Regions from separate parts of the Homo sapiens genome. Here all the other regions are linked to region 3. The links are chromatin loops, found by intact Hi-C in ENCODE. Cell type or tissue: mammary epithelial cell. All regions are shown on one strand. Region 1 holds the start of VSNL1 (visinin like 1). Region 2 has its middle 15 kb from the start of MSGN1. Region 3 has its middle 47 kb from the start of RAD51AP2. Region 4 overlaps VSNL1 (visinin like 1). Region 5 has its middle 110 kb from the start of CYRIA. Region 6 overlaps VSNL1 (visinin like 1). Region 7 overlaps SMC6 (structural maintenance of chromosomes 6).

Region 1 (4,000 bases), 69 kb after region 3:
GGAGTCTTAGAATTGGCTTTCTTACTGTGACTTCGTATATACAACTCGACTAAAAGGCATGCCAAAAAAATTAAACAGCAACAAAATATTAGAAGCTGAAAAAGATAAAGCTACATAATAGCTGGATATTAAACATTACAATATCGCATTTAGGACGCAAACAGCGCTGCAGTGCAAATGGAACTTTAAAAAATCTGCCCGCCCACGTAGACAAAGCTACTTTACAAAAGCGCACGCGTCGATATCAATCGTACCCTACAACAGAGCATGGTTTAAAGTATCAGTGTACATTTTTTCCTAAACACAAGTTGCAAGTAAGTTATCTAAAATCGAACACCGCCACGAAAGAGACCTCCAGGGTGCAATAAATAGGTATATCTCGTTGAAGTGGAGAAATGGCATCATGACCCTTTGGGTTGATGCAGATTACAGTGCGGAGGCTGTTCTCGAGAGAGAAACTAGAACTCAGCGTAAAATGCTGTAGTAGGGGAAATCGACCAAAGACGAGATTTTGAAAGCCTTTTGAAAGTCGTTTTTCTAGCTAAAAAGAAAAAGTGACTTATTCAGGACTGACTCCCCCTGCCAGTCCCAGGAAACAGGAGCAGCCCGGCGCGCCCGGGAGCCCCGCAGCGCAGTGCGCACTGCGGCTCCAGAGCGAAGGGCTGGCGCCCGCCAGATTCTAAACGTGCTCGGCTGCCGCAGCCCGCCGGGGCCGCGCGCCGTGGTCCGCGCGACTCCGCGCTCCGGGTTTCCGCGGTCACCAGCACTGGCGGAAGAGCCCTGCCGAGAGGGGACAGCCGCGGGCGGTGTCCCGGGAGTCCCGAGAGCGCGCTCCCCCTTTGCGCAACCTTCCCGAGGCGTCCTGCCCGGGAAGCCAGTTCCTGGGTTCTGGGCTGGCTAGGTTGGCAGCGAATGAGGCTTAGGCATCACTGCCTGAGGCCCTCACTTAGCATGTCGACAGCCACAGACTTGTCTGGCGGAGTTTCTCCTGGTGCCCACTTAAGTAGTCTCAAGTTTGTTCAAAGCTGGACTCCTCGACTTGGAACCAGGAGCAGCTGGAGATTTGTCAATTTAGAGCTCATTTGCCACGGGAGACGCTCTTGGTGTCCCCAGCACCGAAGGGTAGGTCAACTCTACAGTTTTCCTGAACATGATAAGGTGTGTGAAGACGCTGTGCAAATTGTACAGCGCTCTGCTTAAGGAGAACCTCGATCTTCATCTCGCCCCCAGAACTTCCCTCCCTTGAAAATAAAACTCCCACCTGAATGTAAAGCCCAGGAGGGGGTTTTGTTAACCGCACTTATTCCCAAAGCATAAAGGAATGTCTAATAGTTTTGCAAATGCTTCCATGAATAATTGTTGAATGAGTTCATGTACAACATACACACTTGAGGAAAACTGGTCTGGTTGGGAACATCTGGGAATTCTCCTTGCTTTTCTGGTAGGGAAGCGACCGACCAAACATTTATTGGGCACTACTCCTTGCCAAGCCTTCTAGGCTTTGGCAGGCCAATGGGGAGCCGGGGGGAGGGCTGGCAAACCTGTTAGTTGTTCAAGGACACAAAGGGGGCTTTATAAGATGGCCTAATCAGAGCCCTTAAACGTGGGTTCGCAAAATGGTTCATTCCCGCCCTTTCACCCACCCCCTCCCACCCCAGACGCAAAGCATATGTTAAAAACACTTAAGTGCATACAGAAGGCGCTTGGCTCAGGGTACACAGGGCAAGAAGCCTCGGATCCCAGCTCCCTTTAACACACATTTTTTCAACGCCGTTCTGGACCGAGACTGTCCGGGGCACTGGGTGCTGCAGGACCCGGCTCCCAGTACTCCTAGCAGAAGACCCTCTGATGAAATGGCCCATGACAAAATGACCACCATAACCGTTCCTTCAGTAAGCCAGGTAGACGTGCTCACAGCTTGCTGGGAAGTCTTCTTTCGGAGATTTCTGCAGTTTTCTCCTTCACCTTACAGCCTAACAAAGGGTGGGCCGGGGGTCGGCTAGGACAGAAAGCAGCGGGAAAAGCGGCTCCACGTGTTCCATCTCTGGCCTCGGCCTTCAGCCCCCAGGTTCGGTAACCACTGGGCGTGGCGAGTCCGGGTAACCCGCAGTCCCTCGCGCCCGTCCAGGTGCGGGTTGCTCCGGTAGCCGGACTCCCTTTTCCTATATACTTTCCTTTTGAGCTTTTGCTAAAATCTGGAGACGTGGAATCCACCCGCGGAAACTCCGAGCCCCTCCGACTGAGCATGCGCCATCGCCAGGCGGCTTTTGGTCACAGGCTCCCGAGTTCTCCTAGCTGGGGCTGCGGAGCTGGGGGGAGGGAAGAGAGGAAAGGGGAGGGGGTGCCTGGAGAGGCGGAGGCTCGCGCGCCTGCGCATCCAGCTCCAGGGACCCTAGGTTTTCTATGGGATTCCCAATCTGCAGCAGAGATTTACCCGAGCGTGTTGCGGCAGCGGCTGGGCTTGCAAGGCGCGATCCAAGAGGGATTTAAGCAGCCCAGAGCTCCAGAGAAAAAGAGAGCGAGAGAGAACCACACACAGAGACGGCTTAAGCGTTTACCCGAATTAAATATATATTTTTAAAAAGAACTGTTGAGTTTTATCATTTTCGTTAAGTGACCGTGCGCAGCGCTGTAACTGTAAGTGGAAAATACAATCTTCGTTGCATTTCTGCATGTGTAGTGCAACCAACTGTCAGAGAAATGCTTTGGCTATTGTCACATACTTTGCTTTGCATAGATGCGTCTAAATGCATGGGGACAATTTCCTTGCTTAATGCTGGCGATCTGAATGTGCTCTTAGTCCATGGGGGATCTTTTGGAATATTGGGGGTGGGGGAAGGGGGAGTGTTTATATGCGGCGTGTTTGGGGGATTGTCTTAGACTAGATTTAAGACAGGTGAAACTGAGATGCTTTCTTAGTTTGTCTTAGACAGATTTAAGTAGCTAATTGACCGATTGTGAAGTTTTCCGGTTGCTGATAAAACTATTGAGCGGGTACAGTCGAGTAGCAACCTGTCATCCGTGGGATTGGTGCACCATTTTTCTCACTGTGGAAGGGCAGCAAAGGTGTTTGCTAAGTAAAACTGAGTGGATGAGATTGGTATGGAAATCATGGTTGATCTCTGAGCGGGATGTTAGTGTTTAAGATCCACGGAGTCAGGCGCAAAATGAGCACATTTCTCTCAGTATTCAGAAATGAGTAGATAATTTTTTTCGTCTTTGATTTTTGTCACAATGGTGAATGGGCAGAAAAGGGAAAGATGCTCTACTGCACTGTCGATTTTGAACGGAGTCACAGGCTCGGTCGCTGAATGGGGACTGTCAGACCCAAACTAGTTACCTGCCTTTGCATTCCGTGTTCGCCATCCGGAATCTGGGGTTAAAAAATGTAAATCAAGGTGTGTTACATTTGGTAGTATTTCTTTAAAGGATAAAAGGTCGTTTTGTGTTTTGAGTTAAAATGGGTTGTTCCTTGCCCAGAAACTGGAAGAAGGGTCTTTGCAAGGTCAAACCCCGGGTGGAAATCAGAATGATGAATACCCTCAGGGGTACAAGAATGTGTACGTGGAAGGAGCGAGGAGAGGCTGATGCTCCCTGCATGGTGGAAATGATGAGTGCTCCGCATTGCCTGATCAGTGCCCTGTGAGATGCCAGAGTGGGAATCCATTTTTCTAGAGTTGCCCTCCTGTCCGTATTTTGGAAACTAAAATAAAATAGAATTGTTGGTGGTTGTGGAGAACACTAAGTACATACTATTTGTGTATCACTTTCCAGTTGAAGGCAAGAAAAGCTGGGGAGTTTTATTTCTACATATTAATATTTATTTTAATTTCTAAAGGAATTTCAGGTTGAGACAAATTTAAAATGAAACTCTTGTGAAAACACATTTTACCCCCACTATCATTTAAACTGCCTACGTGTGTTTGTGTGTGTGTGGTGGGGGGGAGTAGGGGGTGATCCTACATCATTGAACAACTTACTTTTGAATGCACTCTCATTA
Region 2 (4,000 bases), 360 kb after region 3:
ACAGATTCTCAAGGGCTGGAACATGAAGCTAAGGGGATGAATTTAGCAAATATCTTTGTGTTCGGCTCCTTCTGTGAGAAGGACAAATTTATTCACTGAATGGGAATTCACAAACTGATAGCATGTTTCTTAGCCTGTGCTTGGTTCCTGAGAGAGATATAGGGTCCCTGCCCTCTGGAGGTTTATACTACAGGCATGGAAGGATTCAGTTCTATAATTGATTAGAGAGGAGTATGGTTTCAACAGTGAGTTCACTCCAAAGTTTGGGAATGGAGGAATGTTCTCAGGGATTGGAAGTGCAGAAGGAGGGATTTAGGGGTTACAAAAGAAACTGAGGCTAGAAGGGTGGGAAGAGAGAAGGTAGGGAATTCCTAATGGAACTATAGAGTAGGGTGAAAGGGCAGGAGAAGCCGTGAGAAAGCAAGCTGGGTCCTGCTTCAAAAGCTCTTGAAGAGCCAGTGCAAAAGACAGCATTTCCAGATTCTGATCAGCCCCCGAGCATTCTGTTCTGGAAGGTTCACTTCAGTGCATAACCGGCACAGCCTAACACCTCCAGCAAGGCTGCGAGGTAGACATCACCATCTCCATTTTACAGATGGAACAACGATGCACAGAGAAGTGAGGTGAATTTCCCAGGGCTCCTGCCTAGTAAAGGGCTATTTGGTTTCAGAGCTTCTCCGAGACCCCTCAGAGGCACTGCCCTCATTCAGGTAAAGACCCCGAACATAGAAGGTACAGAAGGAGGATGTACATACGAGGAATGATTCCTTGGGAGGCTTTTGAGCACAGGTACTATCTGTGATTAACACTTAAAGATTATATACTCCACCAGTGGGAGGGAAGAGACAGACTCATTTCCCCATTCACGGCTAATGGACGTATGGCAGTGCAGATGCCTCTGCATTTTGATTGGTTTTCTCATATAGGGGAATAACTTTTCAAAGATCCCAGAGGTTCAAATATGGATATAAAAGCAATTTTATATCCAATAATATGCTCTAGTTACCTCTGTGGAGTTTAGCCACTGCAAAAGAGGCCCTTTGAGTCCTTCCTACTCCGGTGCTCCCCTGCCAAGCCCTCTCCTAGCAGGTGAGCGTCTGAGGCCTCCTGGAGCCCACTTTTCACCCTTTAATGAGGCTGGAGGCGCCAAAGTGCGCCCCTGGGGGCCAGAGGGCCAGAGGCTGGGTCATAAAGGGCTCTAGTTAAAAGAGGCAAAAGGTGCCAGAGAAACACTAGGGCCTTGTTTTTGTTTGTTGGTTGTGCATTTTAATTACTGGGAAGGAATAATTGAGCTTCCACTTCTGAGGCGGGGGCTGGTCTAACAAACTCGAGGACCCTTAGCAATTGGGCAGCGCGAGGTCTCTGCTCCCACCTGCAGAGGACACAGGTACCCGAAGCAGACGCTAGTTCCCCAACTTTTTGAAGCCCCTGCTCATCCTATTTGAGAACAGAGGCTATATATTCTGTGAGGAGTTGCCTGTAAGTTTCCCCAGCCACCAGGCGTTCAGTCACTGGCTGCAGATCCCGCAACCCTCGGGTGTTCAAGTGCGCGGGGTGGTGCGGGCGCTCCCGCAGTCCGCGCTTGGCTCGTGGGAGGCCTCGGGCGCCCCCTCCAGGATTCCGTGCTAACTGCAAACGATCGCGCTCGCAGGGAGGCCCCCAGTGCTTGGAAAACTCCAGGAATCCCTTCAGAGCACTTTATTTCCAGGCCAGCACGCGGCGCTCTGCAGACCTAGTACTGGGCTGTGGATAAGGAAGAGCAGAGCGGATGGGTTACGCCGAGGATGCCCAGGCTGAGCCTCGGAGTCTGGTGCTCCTGGACTCTGCTGAGGGCTGGGAGGGAAGGACAGGTGCCTTCCTCTGAGCCCGGCTTTGAACAGATCTGGTACCAAGGCGAGAGGAACAGCTTGATGACTCTAATTTCATAAAGGGACAGTGAGAAACTCGGGTGCTTTGGTGAAAAGGGCTCATCTGTGTAGTTACTTAGCAAAATCACATGGTTCGTAAACGCCAGATAAGTGTCCTTATCTGCAAAATCGGGGTACAAAAGCTTGTGTCACAGGCCAGATGTGATGATTAGATGATAATTAAACTCCCCGCAGTGACTGATGGAGTCAATGCTGTTTCCTTCCCCTCAAGTTAAGGATTTCTGGTAATTTTTTTCCCCCCTCAAAAAGGTCGGAAGCTTAGCTGAGGAGAGTTTGCAGTACATGAACTTCTTCCTTCCACTATGGCAGGTAGGAGTGTGTCAAGATGTCACAGACTGCGGTCCTATAAAGGGTCCATCCTGGAGACAAAGACTCAAGCTCACTTAAAGAAGCTGTTGCCTTTAGTCCAATCTAGAGATCACAGAATTATTATAAACATGTTTCAATTACCTACACAGCAAAAAATAAAGTTCAAAGAATATGAAAGAACTGAAAATGCAAAGTGAAGTTAGCTTTCCTCCTTGCCTAGACAACTACTGTGGTTCCTTTCAGAGATTACCTTACGATTTAAAGTGATATATATGAAAGAAAGAATGTTTGAAAAGGATAAATGTCAATTTCTTTCTCCTAAGTATTCCTAATTTTTACATTGGAAAAAATTATAAATCTAATTACAATTCACTTTTTTCTGTACATTTATCAGTCAAGTCTAAAAACTGAAAACTGATAAACAGCATTTACAATATTATTCAGTAATTTTTGCACTGTGAATTCTTAGTTATAGCAGAACTAAATAGTGTATTTGGAACCTTATGGAAGCAGTGTATCAATGAGTCTGCACCATGTATAGGTTTAGAGTATGAATGTATACTACCTGCATGGCCTGGGGAAACCCAAGCGTAGAAATGGCCATTAAAATTAATATCCCTTAGGTGCTTGGCAGAAGCAGATATAAACTTGACAAAGAGACAAGCTTCAATCCGGGTCTTCCAAGTGTCTTAAGAGGAGAGAATAATACAAATTAACACACACACTATGAACAAGAAAGAGCAAACACAACCAACAGAATTAGAAGATAGGATTACAACTCTTCAGATTTCAATAACTGAACAACCTATTCCATAGCATAAAGTTAGTTTAAAAAAATGAAGACTAAGAAGAAATACGTGATAGAACAAATCTGAAAAACCTATTAGAACTATTAATTGTGAAAAATATAGTCATGGACACTTTTAAAAAGGCAACAAATGGGTTAAACCTCAGGTTGGTTACAACTGAAGAGAGAGAAACTGGATGACAGATATGAGAAATTTACCCAGAATTCAACACAAAGGGATTTAGGATAAGAAATAGGAAAGAGAGGTTAAGAGGCAGGGAGAATAAAAATGTTTAACATATCTAATGGATTTCCATAAAGAGAGACTTGAGAAAATAAAGAAGGTGCAATATTCAAATATAATGGGGGAGAACATTCAGAACAGATGAAAATGAATTTTCAGAGCTGTTAAACAGTGAAGACACATTCTAGAGAAGGTATAAAATCAAGGAAAAAGGATGATCTTAATAACCAGGAAGAATAACACTCTACAAAGGAATGACAGATGTCAACAGCCGCAGAAGACAGAGGACTGTGGATACTATCTCCGAAGTAGGACAGAAAATAATTATGACTCTTGCTTTAAAATCATAACAACTAAAATTAAAATGAGTATTTAAATTTTTTTTCAGATTACTAAATTAACAGTACTGTCACTGTCTTCTGGGTAAAACGTTGCTCAGCTTGTATTTGAAGAGGCCAAGATATGGCTGTGGAAGAAATTTGTTCTCTTAAGTGGTGTAAGCCAGTACTTTTTTCTGCAGATAAACAGAGGAAGAAATATTCCTATCATTCCAGGGAAATTCTTCTCAAACTACCCTAGTCTTTGGCTAAAGTTCTGGTGCCTGTTTAACAAAAAGAGTCTACCTTTGGAAACACTGCTTCAGTTTTATGGACCTTAGCTTCAGGATTTGCTATTTTAAAATTTTCTATAAAAACAGTTTAATATTCATTTTCAGATCCCTAAATTTCTTGC
Region 3 (4,000 bases):
TGTCTAGTCAGGATCTGCCATAGTTCCATACATATTTTCTATTTCTGTAAAATAATGTCATTGGAATTTTTATATGGATTACATTGAATCTGTAGATTGCTTTGGGTAGTATGAACATTTTAACAACATCAGTTCTTCCAATCTATGGGCATGGGCTATCTTCCCATTTATTTGAGTCTTCTTCAATTTTTTTTCAATGTTTTATAGTTTTCAGTGTACAAATCTTTTACCTCCTTGGTTAAATTTATTCCTTTGTTGTTTCTGTTGTTAATGTTGTTGCTTAGCTATTATGAATGAGATTATTTTCTTGATTTCTTTTTTGGATAATTCACTGTCAGTACATAGAAATGTTACTGATTTTTGTATGTTGATTTTGTATCCTGCAACTTTTTTGAATTAGTTTTAAGCCCTAATAGTTTTTTGGTGGAGTTGTTAGGATTTTCTATATATAAGATCAAGTCGTCTGAAAACAGGAGCAATATTTCTTCCTTTACAATTTGCACATTAGTAGGGTTTTTTCAAATTAAAGACTTCTCCTTAGCATTTCTTGTAAGATGGATCTGGTGGGGGTAAATTCTCTTAGCTTTTGTTTGTCTGGGATAGATTTTATCTCTCTTTCATATTTGAAGAATAGCTTTGCTGGATACGGTATTCTTGGATGGAAGTTATTTTCTTTCAGTACTTTAAAAATGTCATCCAACTTTCTCCTAGCCTATATGGTTTCCATGGAGAAGTCTGTTTCCAAATAATTTGGAGTTCCTTTATATGTTATTTGCTTCTTTTCTCTTGCTGCTTTTAGGATCCCCTCTCTGTCCTTGATCTTTGAGAGCTTGATTATTACATGCCTTTTGGTCATCTCATTTGGGTCAAGTTTATTTGAGGTTCTTGGACCTTACTATCTGGATATTTATCTTTCTCAAGTTGAGGAAAGTTTTCTGTTATTATTTATTTGAATAAGCTTTCTACTCCTTGCTCTTGCCCTTGCTCAGCTCCTTCTTGAATACCAGTAATTCTCAGATTTGGTCTTTTGAGGTAATCTTCTAAATCTTGTAGGAAATCTTTGTGTTTTTTATCCTTTTTCTCTCCTGACTGTATAATTTCAAGTAGCCTGTCTTCAAGTTCTCTGATTCCTTCCTCTGCTTGATCCATTCTGCTGTTAAGAGCCTCTAATAAATTTTTCAATTCAGCAAATGTATTTCTCAGAGCCAAGATTTCCATTTGATTTTTTAAATTATTTCAATCTCTTTGTTAGATTTCTTTGATACATTTCTGACTTGCTTTTCTGTGTTATATTGGAGATCACTGAGTTTCCTTAAAACTGGATTTTGAACTTTTGATCAGAGAGCTCACATATTGTCTTCTCATTGGTTCCCCATTTGCCCTTGTTCTTGTGGATGTATATCTATTTCTTTGCATTGAATGATTATGTATTTAGTCCCGTCTTCTCTGTCGGCTTGCTTTGGTTTTAATTGGTTATATTTGCTTAGAGATTCTTTGTAATGTAACTGTTGAATGTCTTTCTTTTTTTTTTTTTTTTCTTTCGCTAGATCATGCCCTCATTTTTGGCACTAGATGGCACTATAAGCCCAGGTTCTTCCCAGCTCTAACAATCAGAATACTGCCCATCCTGAATAGGGGAGGTCTCAAGGGGGATATCATGGCAGTGTGGGAAAGCTGGCTTGGGCTCATGCCCAGGGGACCTGTGGAACGTACCTCCTACAGCATTGTGCTGCTGAACAGCCACTTTAATTTGGCTTCTCCATTGGCTGAGTTACACAGCAGAATTTTCAGGGCTGGGTATGATAGTCCTGCCTCCCTACTTTCTCACTAGCTGCCTGCAGGAGTAATTTCTCTCATTTAGCAGTCACAATGCTTCCTGTAAGTTGAGGAAGAGATGAGTCTCCTGTCAGTGAACCAATGATGGTGGAGAAGCTGGTTGTCCACCTTGACTCACTTTTTCCAGTGTTTTAAAAACTGAGAGTTACGGGAAATTTTCCCCATGCTTGCTGTTAAGCAGAGTGGGAAGAGGAGCATTGTGGATTTGGAAATCTGATTCTCCGATCATCTGCTCACAGATTTTAAGTTTTCTGTGGCCCCAGGAAATGACTCATCCTCATATTTGAGTTCTGGGATATTGCTGGTAATAACCTAAGCACTGTATATTTATTTTTTTTTTTATGGCAGTAGTGAAGCCAGTTTGCTTCTACACAATCATAATGGAAACAAAAGTCTGAACAGGTCAGCTTCTTTAGCAATTGTTATGCATTTTCTTTCTTTTGCTTGCCTAATTGCTCTGGTTAGGACTTCTAGTACTTTGCTGAATATAAGAAGTGACAGTGGGCACCCTTGTCTTGCTCCTGACCAACTTTTCACTATTGAGTATGTTGTTATCTGTGGATTTGTTATATATGACCTTCATTGTATTGTGGTACATTCCCTCTATACCTACTTTGTTGAGAATTTTTATTATGAAAGGATGTTAAATTTTGTTAAATTCTTTTTCTGCATCGATTGAGATGATCATATGGTTTTTGGGCTTCATTTGGTTAATGTCATATACAGCATTTATAAATTTGTATATGTTGAACCATTCTTGTATCCATGTGATAAATTCTGCTTGATCATATTGAATGATCCTTTTAATGTGCTGTTAAATTTAGTTTGCTAGTATGTTGTTGATAATTTTTGCATCTATGTTCATCAGGGATATTGGCATGTAATTTTCTTGTAGTGTCCTTGGTCTGGCTTTGGTATCAGGGTAATGCTGACCTGGCTGAAAATGAACTCTGAATTTAAAAAAGAAAAAAAATAATTAAAAAGAAAATGAAATTGTTTTTACTATAATCTCAAATTTGATTAAAAATTTGGCTTGTTAAAAGTTTCTGAACAGTAAATGTTTTTCTCTCAAATTTTTAAGACATTGTTCCCCTAGCTTTCTCTCCCCAGATTGTAATAGGGTACTACCAGTAAGCCTAGTTTTATCTGGTATGGTGTTTTCTTTTCATTCTTTAAGTATATACTGAAGCTACTATGTACCACATATAGAATCTTATCTACCCAGAAAGGCTCTATATAGTAATTAAGCACATAGACTGAAGATAGGCTTTCTGGGTTTAAGTCTCAATTTTGCTCCTTTCTAGTATGGGAACTTGTACAAGTTGTTTTACCTCTCTGCGTCAGTTTTCTCACTTGTAAAATTGAGAAGATTAAATGAGTTATTCCTTGATGTGCTAGCATGTAGTTTGCATGAAATAAGTGTTTTCTATTATCATTAAGGTTCTATTTTGCATGTGTTATCAAGTAAGAAATCTTTAGATAGTCAGACTTTGCTCAAGTATGCTTTAATAAACCACTTCTGCTTGTAGGATGGGTTTGTTTCAGTTAGAGTTCACTATGTTATTGGTTTCAGTATGATACTAAACTTGCCTGAGACAAACTAATGCAAAATATTTTCAGTGAGTCCAAAAAAATCAACTCTTTAGTGACCCTAGAATTCTAGGATACAGTGAATTACTAAGTGGGACTTCATGGTAATTTCACCTAAGTGAATACGTAACGATAAAGATTCATTATTTATGGTAATGTACAGTAAAATCAAAGGGCTAATGCCTACTTAAGGATTATTTAATATCGACAAAATACTAGGTGGCTTTCAGGCTATAATAACCTGTCCAGTGGAATTATAATCCAAACCAGATAGCAATAATGCTAAGATAAGTAGGGAGGATTGCTAGGGCCAGTCTGTATAGACAACCTGTTGTGCTAATTGGAAAAATTTTACTCTTAGCTCTTCATGATTCTATTTTGGCTTCCATTCTCCTTCTTTAAAGAATCCAGGATAAATTATAATTGGTTTTGAAGAAGAAAAAACTAAATGTTGACTGTCCCAACTTAATAAATACTTTGGTATTTTGTGTCACTAAGAGCAGCAAGCAAGAAGCTCAATGGGGAAGAAAATTGTTTTTTTAAAATTATTATAGGAAAGGCATTCAAGAAGTGA
Region 4 (4,000 bases), 100 kb after region 3:
GGTACTAGGATGCTATCTAGCCGGAACCTAACACAACTAATAATAATTTTTTAAACAACATTGTAGCCTTTAATCTGATTTAAGGTTGTTTTTTCAGTTCTTCCTTGAGGTTGCTAATAATTAAGAACCCTACCTAGTGATGCATAACCCTACTGAGCTCATGAGCAGGCAAGGTAGCTATAGGAATTTAAAGTTGACGTTTCTTTCAACCAAGTTGACAGAGACAACCTCTTTGTATTAATATATGAAATGAACACATTTATATATTAATACCAAAAGTCATCACTATCAAGATAGCCTATTTTTAAAAATGATCAAAAATTAAGATATTCATAGAACAAATATTTATTAAGCACCTACTCAGCACCAGGGACAATTCTAGGTACAAAGAGTGCTAACAAGACAGACCAGGTTCCTGCCCTCTTGGAGCTTACATTCTAGTGAAAGTAGACAGTCAATAAATACTCATGTAAATTAACAAATACACTAGATAAGTTCAGATCATTTTAAGAGCTACAAAGAATATAAAGCAAGGTAATTATATAGTCACTAGGAGTGTGTCATGGGAGAGACTAGTTGAAATAGGCCAGAAAGACCTGACAGGTCACATTTGAGCAGTGATCTGACTGGCAAGAAGCCAGCCATAAAGAATCTTAGGAAAAGAGAATTCTAAGGAGAGAGAGAAAAGTTCACATAAAGGCTGTAATATGAGAAGGAACTCAATATGTTAGAGAAGACCACAAAGTGAGTATGACTGAAGCACAGTAAATAACAGAGAGGGTAATAAGAGATAAAGCTGGAGAGGTAGAAAGAACGTGCACCCTGATTTTCTTAAGGTAGTCCTGAACAATGCCTGTTGTCCTGGTGTAAATAATAGCACCTCCTTTCACTCTCAAAGTATGCTTTTTGGACAATAAATTATACAATCTTTCTGTGGAGAGATATGGAGGAGCCAAATTATTTGGATATAGATAGCAGATGAATAAAAACTTTAGAAACTAGATAGCAAGTGGATTTCTTCTTCTTCCATTGGTCCTTCCTATTTTCATCTGAGTTGGAGGCACTTGTTTTTATTTTACATTTGTCTGGCGCATGCAGTAGGATAAATGAGATACAGATATGTAAATAAGACCCGGTTTTCCACAGAGAACATCCAGGGCAGAGGTTTTGGGGTTTAGATCTGTGTAAGACTAGGGGTCTCTAGTCTTACACTGTGACTGGAGCAGCCCAGGATACTTATGCCAAAACAAGTAATTAACACTAAAAAAGAAGAGGAGGAAGAAAAAGAAGAAGGAGGCAAAGGGAGACAGCCTCTTGTTTCATGCCATACAATAACCATTATTCATTTCTATTACTCCATGTTTAATCTTCATGTAAGAGAGGTTCTATAGCTTGATTGGAGTCATACAGGTAGTGAGAATTAAGGCTGGGATTTAAATCTAACTCTGTCTCACCCTTTCCCTCAGGTTATCCTGCCCACCTCAGGCTTTCCAGTGGTATTCTCTTACTACTTAATCTCTGAACATAACATGCTCTTTCACATCTCTTTGTATCTATCATTCCTGCCTGGCAGTCCCTATTCATCCACTGCAAAGGTTGCTTCTCATGTGAAGCTTCTCTCAATTCCCACAAATGTGTTTGATTGTCTTCTCTGTCCTTCCATAATAGCCACATGAATCTCTGCTGCAATGTTTTATTCATTCATCATCCATTCATTCATCTATTCAACTGTTAAATACTGGACATATAAAAGCCTACAGGACAGACATAGTACTCATCCTCAGAGGAGATTATGACTAGAGAGGATTAATTAGCAAAGTAACCAATATCTTTAAGAAATTTCTTTATTAAATCTCTTTTGACTCATTTGTTCATTCATTTGGCCATTCGACAAGTGCGTACTATGCTGACAGAGGCCTGATAAACTATTGACACATTTTGGAAAATGCAAATTTACTCATGTTTTAAGTCTGGGAGCATGAAGTGGGAGAAGTAAGAGATGAAACTGAAGAGAAAGGCATAAACAAGATCATGGTGACCCCTATGGGTCTTACAAAAGAACTGGGACTTTCTCTTCAGGCATCAGTAAGGCATTGAATGCCTGAAATGGTCAGATATTTATTCTAGTAAAATTACTATGGAGGCAATGTCAAGACTAAATTTGAAGGGTACAGGCTACAAACAGGAAGACTACTTAGTTTTTGCAAAAAAAAAAAAAGTTTCTGAAGTGAGGTGGAATAAATGAAATGGAGAACAGAAGAGGAATTCATGGTTAGAAATTAGAATTTCTGATTAATTAGAACTAGGGGAAGAAATGGAGCAACATAGGCTGACTCATAAATTTCAGACTGTGGATTTCAAACTCATGACGCTTTGCTGAATTACTGAGACAGAGATGAGGTCCTGCCCATTGTATCCTCCATTGCCTTATGCTTCTCTGCAAGATGAGTAAGCTCATTTCTTCTGACACCTACTTGGTGTTTTTGTTGATTGACTTTGGGTAAAAGTGGCAACTGAAGAGAATATTGGATTTGGAATCAGGAGATGAGGCTTTGGAACAAGATCTGCCACAGATATTTTCTACACACTTAGAGAAAGCTTGTGTCTTCCCTAGACCTGTTTCTCATCTGGAAAAGGAAAGAGTTTATCTAAGCTAGGATATTTTGGTTCCCTCTCAGTTCAGTGATTCTAGGATTCTGCTTGGCAGCAGTTGCTTTGTGGTTGAATGCAGTTCTCAAAAGCCAAACATGCGTTTTGTACAAGCAACCTAACTTTAGCAGCAAGGAAGCCATTTACTGGGATTTGACTTCACATTTTCTTTGTACTTCTCATGCATCTGGTAATTTCCATTGACTTCAAGTTTCGAAGCTTGTCCTGACACCCATTCTATTCTCCTGCAAGTCATAACTGACCCGTAGGTTCTGGGTAAATCCTATCCTATGTCTTTCTTTGATCCCCCCCCACCCTGATCTTTATATTTCTATCAAAAAGTCAGCAGAGTTCAGTTAACAGATAACTTTTTCTCTACCCCTGAGAATGATTATATATGGGCCAAAATACAGCACTTTTAGCCCTATCATCACATGAAACACTCCTTCCTGACCCACTGTGTTCTTTCACAAAAGCTAAGCTCCTTTCTGCACCATGGTTTCAGAAGTGTCTGCCCCCTAATATTTTAAACTGTGCTTTCTCAGATGAGTCACCAATTTAACTCTTGCCTTCATCTTTCTTATTCAGATTTTAGCTAATATTCCAGCTGAAAATTCTTTGAGCGTATTCAAGTTAGTCCTTTCAAAAAAGCAATCAAATACAGTCCATAGAATTTTACAAGTAGTTTAATAAAGGTGTCCATACACCCTGGGATCCTTGCCAGTCACTGGCTCCAGCTGAATACTCAGGGATTTTCCTTTGTTTGTTTCTCTTCTGCCCATTCATTTTCCATGCTGTAATCTTTGGGTTGGATGTGGAAAAGAGCCTTGCCACTTATGGAAGACTTCGTTATTTCATGAAAACTAAGCTATCAAACTTTGTTTTTTGAGATAGGGTCTCACTCTGTCCCCCAGCCTGGAGTGTAGTGCTGTGATCACGGCTCACTGCAGCCTCCACCTCCTGGGCTCAAGCAATCCTCCTTCCTCAGCCTCCCAAGTAGCTGGAACTACAGGCACACACCACCATGCCCAGCTAATCTTTCCTTCTTGCTTTCTTACCCTTCTTTCCTTCCTTCCTCTCTTTTCTTTTCTCTTCTTTTCTATGTATTTTTTGTAGAGACAGGGTTTCACCATGTTACCCAGGCTGGTCTCAAGCTTCTGGACTCAAGCAATCCACCTGCCCTGCCTCCCAAAGTGCTGGGATTACAGGCATGAGCCACCATGCCCAGCCTATTAAACTTTTTGTAGGAGATGGCCAAGAGCTGAACCTCTTCCTTCTGGATTGCAGGTACTGGGAAGGTAGAAATGCAGGCTGGTTGCTGGTCACCTCCCAACCCGGGAGGGAAGCAGAG
Region 5 (4,000 bases), 700 kb before region 3:
ATGGGAAGAAGGAAGGAAGGAGAGGAGGAGGGAAGGAAGACAAGAAGGGAATAAAGAAGAATTAAAAAGAAAAGAAAAAATGATAGGCAACCACGTGGCCTCTAAATGCACTACTTGAATCAAAATCACCTTGAATCTTTGTCTAATCAGTAAGTGCAGAGTATCTGCTATGCCTGATGGAGATTCTGCTGCAAAGCTGTCAGGGATGGGTCAGGAAGTCTGTATTTTAAATAGCACAGATCCTCCAGAATCCACAGGGGATTCTGATGGACAGCCAGGTTTGGGGACCACTTATGCAGATACAGGATGTGAGATCATTAATAGTATCATTGCATCAGTGTTACAAGTTGTCAAGAATGGGCTTCCCCCACCTGCCTTCATATACCTGCCAGTATCACAGGTGTTGCAGGAAGAATGAGCGCTGCTATAGATGCAAAAGTGTGCCTGCAGCTCTGTGGGCCCCTTTCTGCTCTCTGCAGCTGATCACCTCTGGGGACAGGGGAATTGGATGACCTTAGAGAAAGCTCCCTTGTACTCTTGTGCTTTGAACATTTTTTTCCCATGTATGTCCTCAAGTTGCCTACGCATCTTGTAAAGTGCAGGTCTTTGGGGTCCATTCTAAAGCTGAAATTTCCAAAATGGAGCCTTCCCTATGATAAGGTATGAGAGGTTATTGACACAGGCGCTCACTATTTGATACGCAGGTGTTTAATATTTGATCGAAGGCAATACTTCCCAATGCCTGGATGTTTGATCTCCAGTGCAGCCTGCTCTCATGATCCATTAGGGTGCAAACAAACATTAGAACTTGTAATTATATTTTTTATCTCATCCACTATGTAAAAAAAAAAAATGAAATGGGTGTGGCATCAGCAATGGCACAAGCATCCCCTTGCTCTGAGCCCCTCCCATTTCTCACCTGGATAAAGGCAGTAGCTCCTGACTGGGCTCTGCTTCTGCCCTTGCCCCCTGCCCCACAGTATTCATCTTCTCTCACAGGCACAAAGGATACATTTAAAACATCAGTAGGGTTAAGCCACACCTTTCTCAAAGTCTTCTGATGACTTTATTTCACCCAGTTAAAGTCAAAGTCCTTAAGGCCCAATGCGATCTGTCCCTCTGTGTCCTCTCTGACTTCCTCTCTTCCCTCAGGGGTGGCTTACTCCACTGCAGCCACAGAGGTCTCCTCTGCTCCACAAACATGGCAGGCACACCCTGCTCAGAGCCTTTGCGCTGGCTGTGTCCTGTAACCGGGGGCCTGAACTGTAAACACCCACGTGCCTGACTCTGTCACCTCCTCAGGTCATATTTAAACATTATCTTCTCAACCTGCCCCAGTTACCCTCAACCCCCCTTACATAATGCATGGCACATGCCAGGAACTCAATCAATTCACTACATAATATTTATTGAAGAATTGATTGAATTAATAGCTATATTTTACATTCAGTGAATAATATACTGAAGTTATAATGCATGCAACTTAGCGATAAATCACACATATTTAGTTAGATGGTCAGTTTCTTTTCTTCTTTTTTTTTTTCCTCTTGGAGAGAGTCATTGAGTCATTTAATGAACATTGGCTCAGGTGTCTGGGAAATGATTCTCTGATAATCTTCGACGTGTTTCTAACTGTGTCCAGGAGATGGTGCTCATTCCCAACAAGACACGCCGTAGCAGGCACAGGGCTGAGCCTCTCAGTCTTGGTGCTTTTTCGTCTTGCTACTTTTGTCATATGAGGAATGATAGATGGCTCTGGTACCATTGTGTGACTTAGCCATGCTGGTAATTGAATAATTGTACCCCCAAAATTCCTACCTCTGGAGAAGGACTTGAGATCATTGTTTTGCGGATGTCAGCTGCCCGTGCCAGGACTGAGTGTATATTGGGGGGGACTCCCTGTGCCCCAGTGGCTCTGCAGCCCCTTTTGTTAGAGTGCTCTTCCCAGTGTAATGCCACAGACCTTCTCAGGGATCCTTGTGCAAGCAAGACCTATTGCCCTTGTAATGGCTGTTGCTTGCTAAGTACTGGTTACCAGCCAGGCACTGGGAGAAGCCCTTTATGTGCAGAGTCTGATCCTCTCAACCTCCTGGAAGAAAGAGATTTAGAGCTTCATTTTACAGAGAAGGTAACTAAGGCCTCAAAAGATTAATAGCAAATGACATGGAGGGGTTTCTTTCCCAGTAAAGCAAACACAGAAAGTCCCTGTGCTGCTCTTTCCCCTGTGCACAGAAGTCCAAGAAACTAAGAACTCAGAGGAAGGCAAGTTCAGGTTCCATATCCTCCAGGAGTTCTGTATCTGGTGAGAGGGAGAGAGACAGCCACACAGAGAAAGTCTATTTTCAGGCAGCTTGGAATATGTGTTGAGACAAAAATATGGATAACTTGCCAAGGGGGAACTTCATTCAGTACCTACAAGTTTCCATGGAATTTTTTGTTGTCTTATTTTTGCTTTTGCTATTAGAAAAAAACACTGGTTCCCAACTCCTCACGTGAAATTTTCCAGATTAGTGATTTTTACTTGGGATCAAGCTGAATGCAGAGTCTGCTTCAGTGGGTTGGGAATGGAACCTGGGACTCTGAATTTCTAATCACCTGTCATGTGATGCGGATGCTGTGGGTTCAGGGACCCCAATTTGAATAGGAAGAGGTGAGAGAAGTGAATGGCCCAAGGTCTGGCTCATGACTCATGAGCTAAGAATGTTTTTTTGTGTGTGTGTGTGGTTGTTTTCAAACTATTTTTAAAGGGCTGTGGGGGAAAAGAAGAAAGACTATGCAACACATGATATGTGGCCCACAAAACTTAAAATATTTACTATCTGATCCTTTACAGAAAAAGTTTGCAGACCCCTGGGCTAAAGTAAAACTGTTGACCTCTTAATAAACTCCTTTGGAAGAGCAAGTTCTTTTTAATGGTGAGTTTGGAAGAAAGCAAGGCATGCTCAACTCCACCCTTTCTCTGGGATTTCCTGCCTGCAGGGAGCACAGATTCTGGGAGCCTCTTGGTAAGAGTCTCTGTGGAGCCAGGAAGGGGCCTGCGGTCTCCAGTGTTACACTGATGGCATCAGTCTGTCTAGTGATGTATTCAGGAGCCCACATTTCCGTAGACTTAGGTCAAACTCTTCAAACCACCTTATCAATAAAAAGGTTTCTATCTGCTTGATTCTTATTTCTGTATCTTAGTGATTCAGAGATTGAGTTGGAAGGGGAGGAGGAGTGCTCCTTTAGAGCCTCCCAAGCCCCAGTCTTTCCTATTGCCTTCAGGCATTTGTTCTTTGTGTCTGTGTCCTTGTTGGACCCTAGGGCAAGGCTTGCATTCTGGGTCTGACTGACAGATACGTCTTCATGCGTGGCTGCAGACCCACCATCGCATGCTACCAAATAACTCCTGTGTCAGACCATGCCAGTGGCTGACTGTCATATCAGAGGGCTCATTGCCAGTCAGAGTTAGATCTCTGAGCTAGGAAGCTGATGTGCATCCTGGGCGCAGGCAGGCCTTCCCCAGTCTGCAGTCTTCCACATGCTATCTCTGTATGCTCCTCTGGGGAGCAGCCGTCAGCTGCTTTGCAACAGCGGGGCCAGAATCAAGGGAAAGTGGGCCTGATTTCACAAAAGCTGCAGCCATATATTTTTTACTCTTCGAGGTGTAACTATGGTAATGAGATCAGAAGAAAAACCCTCAAATGCACATGGCAGTTTGGGGTACTGGAGAAGGGTTTAATTTTAGAACCTGAGCCTTGCTTCATGGAACAAAGAGCAGTGGAACGGGGCTTGCCACAGAGCTGCCACAGGTGCCTCTCCTTCCAGGACTGCACAGCCTGTCTGATAGCAGGCAATTTTTGTGTTCATCAGTTGTGGAATTTGTTTGGCTTGTGACATTCGTCTACTGCTGCAGCTATTGTGACAAGGGTGCGCCATTAGAAAGTCATTCTGTTGCGGCAATTTTCAGGAGTCTCAACCGAGCAACAAAATAACCGAACTCAAGAAAATGCAGCTGTTC
Region 6 (4,000 bases), 170 kb after region 3:
CTGTGGCAGGGGAGGGAGAGCCAGCAAGGCCCCAGGGAGTGAAAGCGGCCCCGGGACAAGGGAGCCGGGGGACCAGAAGCTGGACACAGAGGTGGGGACCAGACACAGAAAGGTCTCTGAGGCCTGGAAACAGTCTCGTTCCTTCTTCTGAGAACAATTAGATGCTATTGTCGGGTGTGGGAAGGAAACTTGACCAAACATGGGTGTGCAAATTTCCCCTGGAGCTGTGGTGACGATGGATGGAAGGGCCTCAGTGTAGGGAAAGTTAGGAAGCAATGAATGTACCACTACAATGGGGTCCTATTCCTGGGGGAGGCCTCATGGATGTGAAGAGCTGAAAGCCAAAACCAAATATCAAATGACCTCTCAAAGGCATATGGTCAGCATCTAAGGGCACATGAGACCCCAACACTAACCTTCTGCCCATCGGCAGGAGGTCTGCTGGAAAGGCCCGACCACCCCACGTGAAGGCCTCAGCCCCCAGGACAAGGAGTTAGAGGTGAGCTCATCTGAACAGCTCCTGTCCTTGGTGGTTCCCACAGAAGGTAGACAAGCCCAGTAGGCCTAAAGCAAAGAGCAGCCTGACAGTGCACGAGGGGCCCCTTAGGGAGCCTCTGAGATACAGTGTAGCCAAGGAAGGTCAAGACCCCGGAAGAGACAGGCCGAGGGTCTGTCTGCAGGGCTGGTGTGGGAGGAGAAGGAGACTGCAGTTGGTGCTGGGAAGAGCCAAGGCTTTGACTCAGATGGCACTGAGTTTGATCCTCCTGCACCCCTTAGTGATGTGACCTCATGCCAGTTACTTACCCCAGAAAAATGACCCTCCTGCAAGTCCTACCCTTGCTGAAAGAATCAGCTGGGGTGGCCTGTGAGAAGGACCTGCTTAGAGCCTTGTTCCACGAGACACACTCATGAAACAATAACTACTGTCTCAGTAGCAGGGCCTGAAGAGGTAGGTACAAGACCAGGTCATCCAGAACAGGCTAGAAGCCACTAGCTAATTCCAGCAGGGTAAGGGGAGATAACCTTGGAGGTTGAGCAACTGTATTTCAGGGTGATTGTATTTGTATATTCATAGGCCAGGCAAAATAGGCCTTTGAAATTTGAGAACAAAAGAAACAAAACTGACCCAAGTGAGGGTGTTTTAAAAGCAACTATGTCTTCTGCGGGATTGGATGGCAGACCTCTCCAAGACTGTGAGCAGCGGAGCAGTCCAAGAATACTCTTCTGGTTTTTTGAAGCCCTATTTCCTATCAAGAGCTCTATTTCCAGCAGACTAATGGGCAGAAATCTATTCTGAGGTCTGAGGGCTGCCCAGTGTTAGCCAGGAGCTGGGCCTTGGGCAGAGCCCTGGAGAGAGGCATCCTCCGAAGTAGCCTTGCTGCCACCCCTCCTGACACAGCACATCAGCTGTTGCATGGGCAGGGGTGAGTCCTGGCCAAGGCCTTGCTTGTGCCCACCCCACCCCCACCCAAAGGTTGGGCTGGAGAACTTCTTGGGGAGCTGCCTCCTCCATCACATTGAGGCAGTGAACCAGGGATCTTTGGAGGGGAGAGATTCATGTGGGAAATGCTGCAATATTTTCTCTGGAAGGATAAGCTATCCAGGCAGCAATGGTGCTGGGGAGGGCTGGGATAGGGGTGCAGAGGAAATGTGTCACTGGAGAGAGGCACAGTGTTTGTAGATCATCACTCAGCCTTTCTGTGCCCACGCTGGGTGGGGCCCTGGAGGCCCAGAGGCTAATGTGTCTGGTTCTCATGCACCACCTCTTAGAGGAAACAAACATTTTGATATTCACAACTAGATAGATTACTGAAAAGAAAGAAATGCAGAGTGGGGCCCACTGTCTGTAGAAAAAGCTCCTGCCCTGGCCAGGAGGAAGCTGGTTAAACCATGCAAAGACTCCTGTTGTCTGCCTGGGGAAAGAAAAGACCTCAAGTGTTTCCTGGGGTTTTCTTCTGCAGGTTGTTCGGTTCAGGGACAGGGTATGGAGTACAACCGGGAGCAGTCAAGGTCTGTGTAATCCCAAGAAGTCTCAGACTCTGAAACTCTAGGCTATGATGAAGAACAATGAATTGTCAGCAGCCTGTATATTAGGATGGGGGGAAAGGACCACATGCGAATATTTTAAAGCTTCAAACTGACAATATCATGTCCATTACTTTTGTTTGCAGCTCCATACACTTGTAATTTATCACAGTAAAATTTTATACTTCTTTATATGGTGGTTTGATTAATGCCTATTTTCCCCCACTCCTTAATGCTCTATGTCTTTCTTCTATTTTATTGCCAGCACCTAACACTGTCCTTGACACATAGCAGCTGCTCTCAATGTTGAGTTAAAGAATGAGTCAGAAAATAACTCAGTTAGAATCTCAGTAATTTCCTTGCAGTACATATGTGCTGCCAGAAGGTGGCGAAAATACTCAGAGCAGAGAATTTCAAGCTTCAGAGGCAATGGATGCTAAGAATTACATAATGCAACACATTTGGTTGCTTCATCAAATGTGGAGTTAAGTTTATTTCCTCGGCTAACACTTGATTAAGATAAATCTCAAGGTGTGGCAGAAACGGTCAGACAGATTTGCATTCAAATCCAGCCTCTGCTGCAGACAGCCAGGAATCTTAGGCAAATGCCTTTGACCTTTCTAGGCTTCCACTTCCTCATCCACAAAATGGAAAGTACAATGTCAGATTTTGTTATGAAAATTAAGTGAGAGAACACTAATACACATACACACACACATATACATATACATATGAGTGTGTATATACATTTTTAATTTTTCAACCTCAAAGTTCTTTGTATCTGTCATATTATTTATAGATTATTACTGCCATCGAATATTACTTCCATGTCAAAATTTAATACAAGAATTGAAACAAAATACATTGAGTTAAAAAGAAATTGAACAAGAGTACGCAAAAAAAGAAAAATACTGTGCTTTTCAGGCCCTGTTGTCCTCCAGGAGAAGTAAATCTGAGTTCAAGACCCTGAATTCTTCCTAAGAAATTGAAGGGAATGCAGCTTCATTTCTCTGTGATGATCCATCTAGAGTTGAATTATTTTGTCAAAATAAGGAGCATGTCCCTAGTTAGAAAAACTCAAAGCACTCAGAACATGATAGGATAAATTTCCTAAAGGAAACAACCCCTCCAGAAATTTGAAGGCTCTTGAGCACACACTCAGTTCTAAAGTAAACATGTTGGTTGTAAAAGTCAGTATATAGACCTTCTGCAAGACACATGTAACTTTTATAGCTCAAAATTTACAATTGATTTTTCTCTCAAGGTTTTTTAGACCTAAATTAATTTTTAATATACTGACCCAAGGTGCCCAGTTATTTTTAGATAAAACTGTCAACTATCCCTTAACCTAAAAGTAGGCTGTGAGACATAAGATAGTTAAAGCATTACAGTGCCAGAAACCTACACGAATGGAGGTTTCGTGCCCACTGGTCTCATGCCAACTGCACATAGAAATGCTGGCGGGTAAACAGCACTAAGGGGACTTGGGAACCTGTCCAGGGGCTCGCTCTGCTCCACTCCAAGTCAGTTCACAGGTGCCAGCCCCACCCAGGCCCCTAATCACAAGGCAGATGAACACATCAGCCAAAGTACCCTCTAGAAAGGGACCAGGACCACTCATGCATAAGGCACAGGAGGAGCAAACTTGCCTATTTAGAAGTTTTCAGATTCAACATTGTTTAGTTCAAAACTCAGCGCCTGGCAGCCTGTCCTCAGGTACCAAGCACCTAAGTAGCATTGGGGGGTGAGGGGCTGGGGTCATGCTGAGCTGTTCAAAGAAGAAGGAAAGTCCTTCCCTCTACAACTCCCTCCTTGAAACTAACAGCTCATTTACTGAGCTTTAGTAATACTTTGCCCTCTCCTCTGTTCTAGTTCTTATCAAGTAACATGACCAAGTCAATTTTGAGTAAAGTCCCCCCATTAACTGTGCAGTCTCGGAACACAGAGACCTCGAGGTATTGCTCTCTGAGTCCAT
Region 7 (4,000 bases), 200 kb after region 3:
TTGGGGACTGTGATATGTGTATATTTGTAGGGGGAAGTAGGATATGGAATTCAGGAAAATCAACAACACTATAACAAGCAAACAAAGATCTCAAACGTTTAAGGGCAACAGAATTAGGGGAGGCAGCTTGGCAGATTAAGAACAAATAATAGAAAAACAGGAAAACCAGGAAAGAGAGGGTGGCAGCTGGTAAGAAGACATTTTAAGGGATGGAGGATAGGTCTGTGGTGTCAAATACTTCAAAAAATAAGGTAAGATTAAAGCTCATTTATAACCTTTGCTAAACAAGTTTTGCTAGAGTAGTGTCATCTACATCCAGATTACAGTAGATTGAGCAAACAATGAGATATGAAGAAGAAAATAATTGCTAATTTATGAGAACTTACTATATGCCTGAACCACAGTAAGTATAATGTATGAAAGACACCATTTGAGCCTCACTCTAACCATGAGAGGTAGGAATTGGTAATAATATTGTTTTGTAGATGAAGAAATTGAGACCCAATAAGTAGAGATATTTTGCCTGTCAGAGGTAGGTCTCAAATCCTATGCTTTTTAACTGGAAATTCAAAAGTTCTTGCTCGCTTATGTTCTGTACATTGTTCTGAAATGTGTGGGTATGAAGGAACAGTAAACAGTGGCTAGGGTGAGTCAAAGCCAGGGTGGTGAACAGGTTATAATTTTGTATTAAAACAAAAAGTCTGAACATATTTATGGGTTGATGAAAATAAGCTGGGAGAGAGGGTGAGGGAGAAAACGCAGATATGATGGAAGGCACGGATATCCATGCTGGGCGAGAAGAGGAGGACCCCTCCAGGGTCTCTAGGGTTACTGTGTGCCTAGAAGCAAGGGAGAGAACTCTAGTTCTTTAGTTCTTCCCCACTACTGGTCACAGACTAAAGAGTCAGGGCAGGATCTTTCCTGTTAGGGGTAAAACTAAAGAAAGATTTCCTTCCTTTAGAAATACATGTTTCAAACAAACAAAAAAATGAAAAAGAGAATTTAAAATTTAACAATACCATGTAGACATCAAATTCATCCAGGCATCTGAAAGGAGATTCTGCGATGGACCACAGGGAAAGAATAAAACACACTGTGGAGAAAGAACGTTCACCTCCAGACAAGGCTCTCATGTCATTGAAAGCAGCTTTATTTCCTTCTCCAGGCTGAACCTTGAAGAGAATGAGTTGACAAGGAACAAAAAACTAAGTAAATGAAAGGCCAGATTAAATTCTTTACAAGACAGATAAATAATAGATTTACAGTAAAAAGGAGATGGGAATAAAATGACTTAGTGATTTGGAAATACCCATTCCTTTCAAAAAATTTTACAGTAAAACAGTTATACGTATAATGGTACTTCTTGCTCTACTGCAAGAGAATAAAACTGAAAACCTTTTTCACCATAACTGAATCTAACAGACCAAAATTCCAAAGGCTAATTTAAAAAATGTTAATAAAACAATTTTTTTTCTGAAACAGGGTCTCGCTCTGTTGAACCAGGCTGGAGTGCAATGGTGTGATCTTGGCTCACTGCAACCTCTGTCTCCCAGGCTCAAGCAATCCTCCCACCTCAGCCTCCCAAGTAGTTGGGACCACAGGAGTATGCCACCACGGCCAGCTAATTTTTGTGTTTTTTTTTTTTTTCTGGGTGGAGTTGAGGTTTCTCCATGTTGCCCAGGCTGGTCTTGAACTCCTCGGTTCAAGCAATCCTCCCATCTCAGCTTCCCAAAGTGCTGGGATTACAGGTGTAAGCCACCACACCTAACCCTGAAACTTAAGCTTCAAACATTTAAAAGTGCTGAGATTTTTTGTTACTTGAATTATAGTGACACCTAGTGGTTAAGCTGCATTAAAAGTGATTACTGAACGTCAAAAGGACAGAAATCAACTTTAAAAAGCTTACACTGGCCAAAGAAATGCATTGAAATATATCTTTTAAAAGATTTAAAGGATTGCTTTAGGAATCCTTTAAAGGAACCCTAGAAGTTCGAGACCAGCCTGGGCAACATGGGGAAACCTCATCTCCACACACACACACACAAAAATACAAAAACTAGCTGGCCATGGTGGCATACTCCTGTGGTCCCAACTACTTGGGAGGCTGAGGTGGGAGGATTGCTTGAGCCTGGGAGACAGAGGTTGCAGTGAGCCAAGATCATGCCATTGCACTCCAGCCTGGTCGACAGAGCGAGACCCCGTCTCAAAAAAAAAAAAAAAAAAAAAAAAATTTCTTTTGTATTGTATTTATTTTGAATTCTAAATAAAATCTTTTAAAATTTAAATAATTTTAAATTTCTTTTAAAAGCTAAATAAAATCTTTAAAAAATTATTTACTAAATAAAGGTCCATGGAAACAATAAGAAAGCAACTAATAAAATTAACAGCAAATCATTCACACAATTTCCTGAGAATATACAATAACATTAGGAAGGGTTCTATTTTTTTGACAAAATTCCAGATATACATATATGCATACAAGGTGAAAAAAGAGCAACAACTAGTTTCATATCAATAGCAGACATATAGCTTCCAATACTTTTCAATTCACTGTTTGAAAAGTGATACTGCTCTCAAGTGAGCATTCATTTATTTTTTAATATTAACATTATTAATATTCTAAGGTAAATATTCCAATTCTAAACATACTCTAAAATTTTACACCTATCATAAGTCTAAACAAACCAAACCAACAATCAAGCAAATAAAAATTCCCATATAAAAAAGCAAGAACTAAATACCAAGATGCAATCTTGCCCCCACACTGTATTTTGCACCAATTTAATAAATGAAGCCCCAAGTAAATCTGGGGGATCTAGCTTTTACCCTCTCATCTATTACTAACATATCATGGAACTTCAGTGTCACTTTCCTTATTAGTAAAATGAAGGCCACATAAATTAAAGATTCTTCTGGTATTCTTTTGAAAAACAGAGATGACAACATCAGAAAGTCTAGCTTGAGTTGTTTTGTATAGTTAGCTGTGGAGATAAATTATTCAAGCACTTCTAATACTTTTTTTTCTCCATTTTTTTATTACAGTAATAGTTTTTATAAAGAACACAAAAGTGTACAACTCAATTTTTACATGAATACATACACACACCTGGGTAACCACTACTGAGATCAAGACACAAGAATATCCCCAGCATCTAAGCAAACTATTTGTATATTACCATCCCTGAAAAGGTAACTATTATTCTGATTTTAATCACCCAAAATCACTCTTAACAGTTTCTGAACTTCATATGTAGAGGTTACACATACTCTTTTGTACATATACTTCAGATTTATATACACTATGTACATCCTTGTAACTGGCTTCTCTCACTCGCCATTGTCAGATCATCTATGTTGTGTGCAACAGCAGTTTGTTATTTTCATTACGGAACAGTATGTCGCTGTTTGAATATACCCGAATTTATCCATTTGACTCTAGGTAGACACTGGGTTTCTCAGTTTTGGGCTATGATAAATAAAACTTCTTTGAACATTTTCAAATATATCTGTTTGAGAAAATAAGCACTAATTTTTTCTTGGGTTTATGCCCAAGAATGGAGCTGCTTTAACAGACATCGACAGAGAGGTTTCCAAATTAGTTTGACCAAGTTACACTCCCACAAGCAATATATGAGAGTTGCAATTCCACATCCTCACCAGCACAAAATATTGCCAGTCTTGTTCATTTTCATCATCATCATAACGGTGTGACAGTAACTTACTGTGGTATAAATAATATTTCTCTGATGACTAACAGCGCTTTTTCATGTGTTTACTCACCATTTAGATACTTTAAAGTGGTTTCTATTTAAGCCTTTTGACTATTTTAAATGTGATGTCAGTCTCTTTCTTACTATTTTTTAATTCTAGGTAAGTCTTTTGTTGCATGTATGCATCACAAATATCTTTTCCTAGTCTGTAGCTTCTTTTATCACTTAATGTTACTTTTTGATGAAGTTCTTAATTTTAATAAAGTCCAAATTATCAATCTTTTCTTTTG

What was found. Hi-C counts contacts between places; a loop is a spot of excess contacts. Peaks named below come from ENCODE experiments on the same cell type or tissue, not always from the same donor. Only the 100,000 strongest peaks of a DNase experiment are listed, where the experiment ranks them.
Region 1: it touches region 3 in a loop (5-fold over the local background); 6 of 110 quality-filtered maps call a loop at or near these places.
Region 2: it touches region 3 in a loop (12-fold over the local background); 6 of 110 quality-filtered maps call a loop at or near these places.
Region 4: it touches region 3 in a loop (12-fold over the local background); 13 of 110 quality-filtered maps call a loop at or near these places.
Region 5: it touches region 3 in a loop (16-fold over the local background); 3 of 110 quality-filtered maps call a loop at or near these places.
Region 6: a loop joins it to region 3, with 10 times the contacts of the local background. A loop is called at or near these places in 4 of 110 quality-filtered maps.
Region 7: a loop joins it to region 3, with 15 times the contacts of the local background. A loop is called at or near these places in 29 of 110 quality-filtered maps.

The regions. Positions count from the first base shown.
Region 1 is chr2:17,538,282-17,542,281 of GRCh38, forward strand. VSNL1 (visinin like 1) reads left to right here and starts at 2,415. Exons shown (of 4, transcript NM_003385.5): 1 at 2,415-2,637. RefSeq lists an enhancer at 720-839. In mammary epithelial cell, a CTCF peak has its summit at 2,244; DNase peaks (open chromatin) are centred at 780, 1,540 and 2,260; H3K4me3 peaks cover 4,000 bases; H3K27ac peaks cover 4,000 bases.
Region 2 is chr2:17,829,107-17,833,106 of GRCh38, forward strand. No RefSeq gene overlaps it. Among named protein-coding and RNA genes, the nearest start is that of MSGN1, 15 kb to the left of the region's middle. RefSeq lists an enhancer at 855-1,355 and a silencer at 1,353-1,482. In mammary epithelial cell, a CTCF peak has its summit at 1,625 (motif pointing left); a DNase peak (open chromatin) is centred at 1,685; H3K4me3 peaks cover 230 bases.
Region 3 is chr2:17,469,424-17,473,423 of GRCh38, forward strand. No RefSeq gene overlaps it. Among named protein-coding and RNA genes, the nearest start is that of RAD51AP2, 47 kb to the right of the region's middle. In mammary epithelial cell, a CTCF peak has its summit at 1,575 (motif pointing right); DNase peaks (open chromatin) are centred at 1,628 and 1,898; H3K27ac peaks cover 788 bases.
Region 4 is chr2:17,571,249-17,575,248 of GRCh38, forward strand. The region is part of intron 1 of VSNL1 (visinin like 1); the gene reads left to right. Among named protein-coding and RNA genes, the nearest start is that of VSNL1, 33 kb to the left of the region's middle. In mammary epithelial cell, a CTCF peak has its summit at 2,037; a DNase peak (open chromatin) is centred at 2,383; H3K27ac peaks cover 871 bases.
Region 5 is chr2:16,771,616-16,775,615 of GRCh38, forward strand. No RefSeq gene overlaps it. Among named protein-coding and RNA genes, the nearest start is that of CYRIA, 110 kb to the left of the region's middle. In mammary epithelial cell, a CTCF peak has its summit at 1,651 (motif pointing right); a DNase peak (open chromatin) is centred at 1,656.
Region 6 is chr2:17,643,848-17,647,847 of GRCh38, forward strand. The region is part of intron 2 of VSNL1 (visinin like 1); the gene reads left to right. It overlaps LOC124908054 (a long non-coding RNA gene), which reads right to left. Exons shown (of 2, transcript XR_007088658.1): 1 at 1-4,000. Among named protein-coding and RNA genes, the nearest start is that of VSNL1, 110 kb to the left of the region's middle. RefSeq lists an enhancer at 350-1,137. In mammary epithelial cell, a CTCF peak has its summit at 2,412 (motif pointing right); DNase peaks (open chromatin) are centred at 1,684 and 2,394; H3K27ac peaks cover 1,438 bases.
Region 7 is chr2:17,669,404-17,673,403 of GRCh38, forward strand. SMC6 (structural maintenance of chromosomes 6) reads right to left here. Exons shown (of 28, transcript NM_001142286.2): 26 at 1,020-1,172. Among named protein-coding and RNA genes, the nearest start is that of SMC6, 82 kb to the right of the region's middle. In mammary epithelial cell, CTCF peaks have their summits at 1,832 (motif pointing left) and 3,647; a DNase peak (open chromatin) is centred at 3,658; H3K27ac peaks cover 249 bases.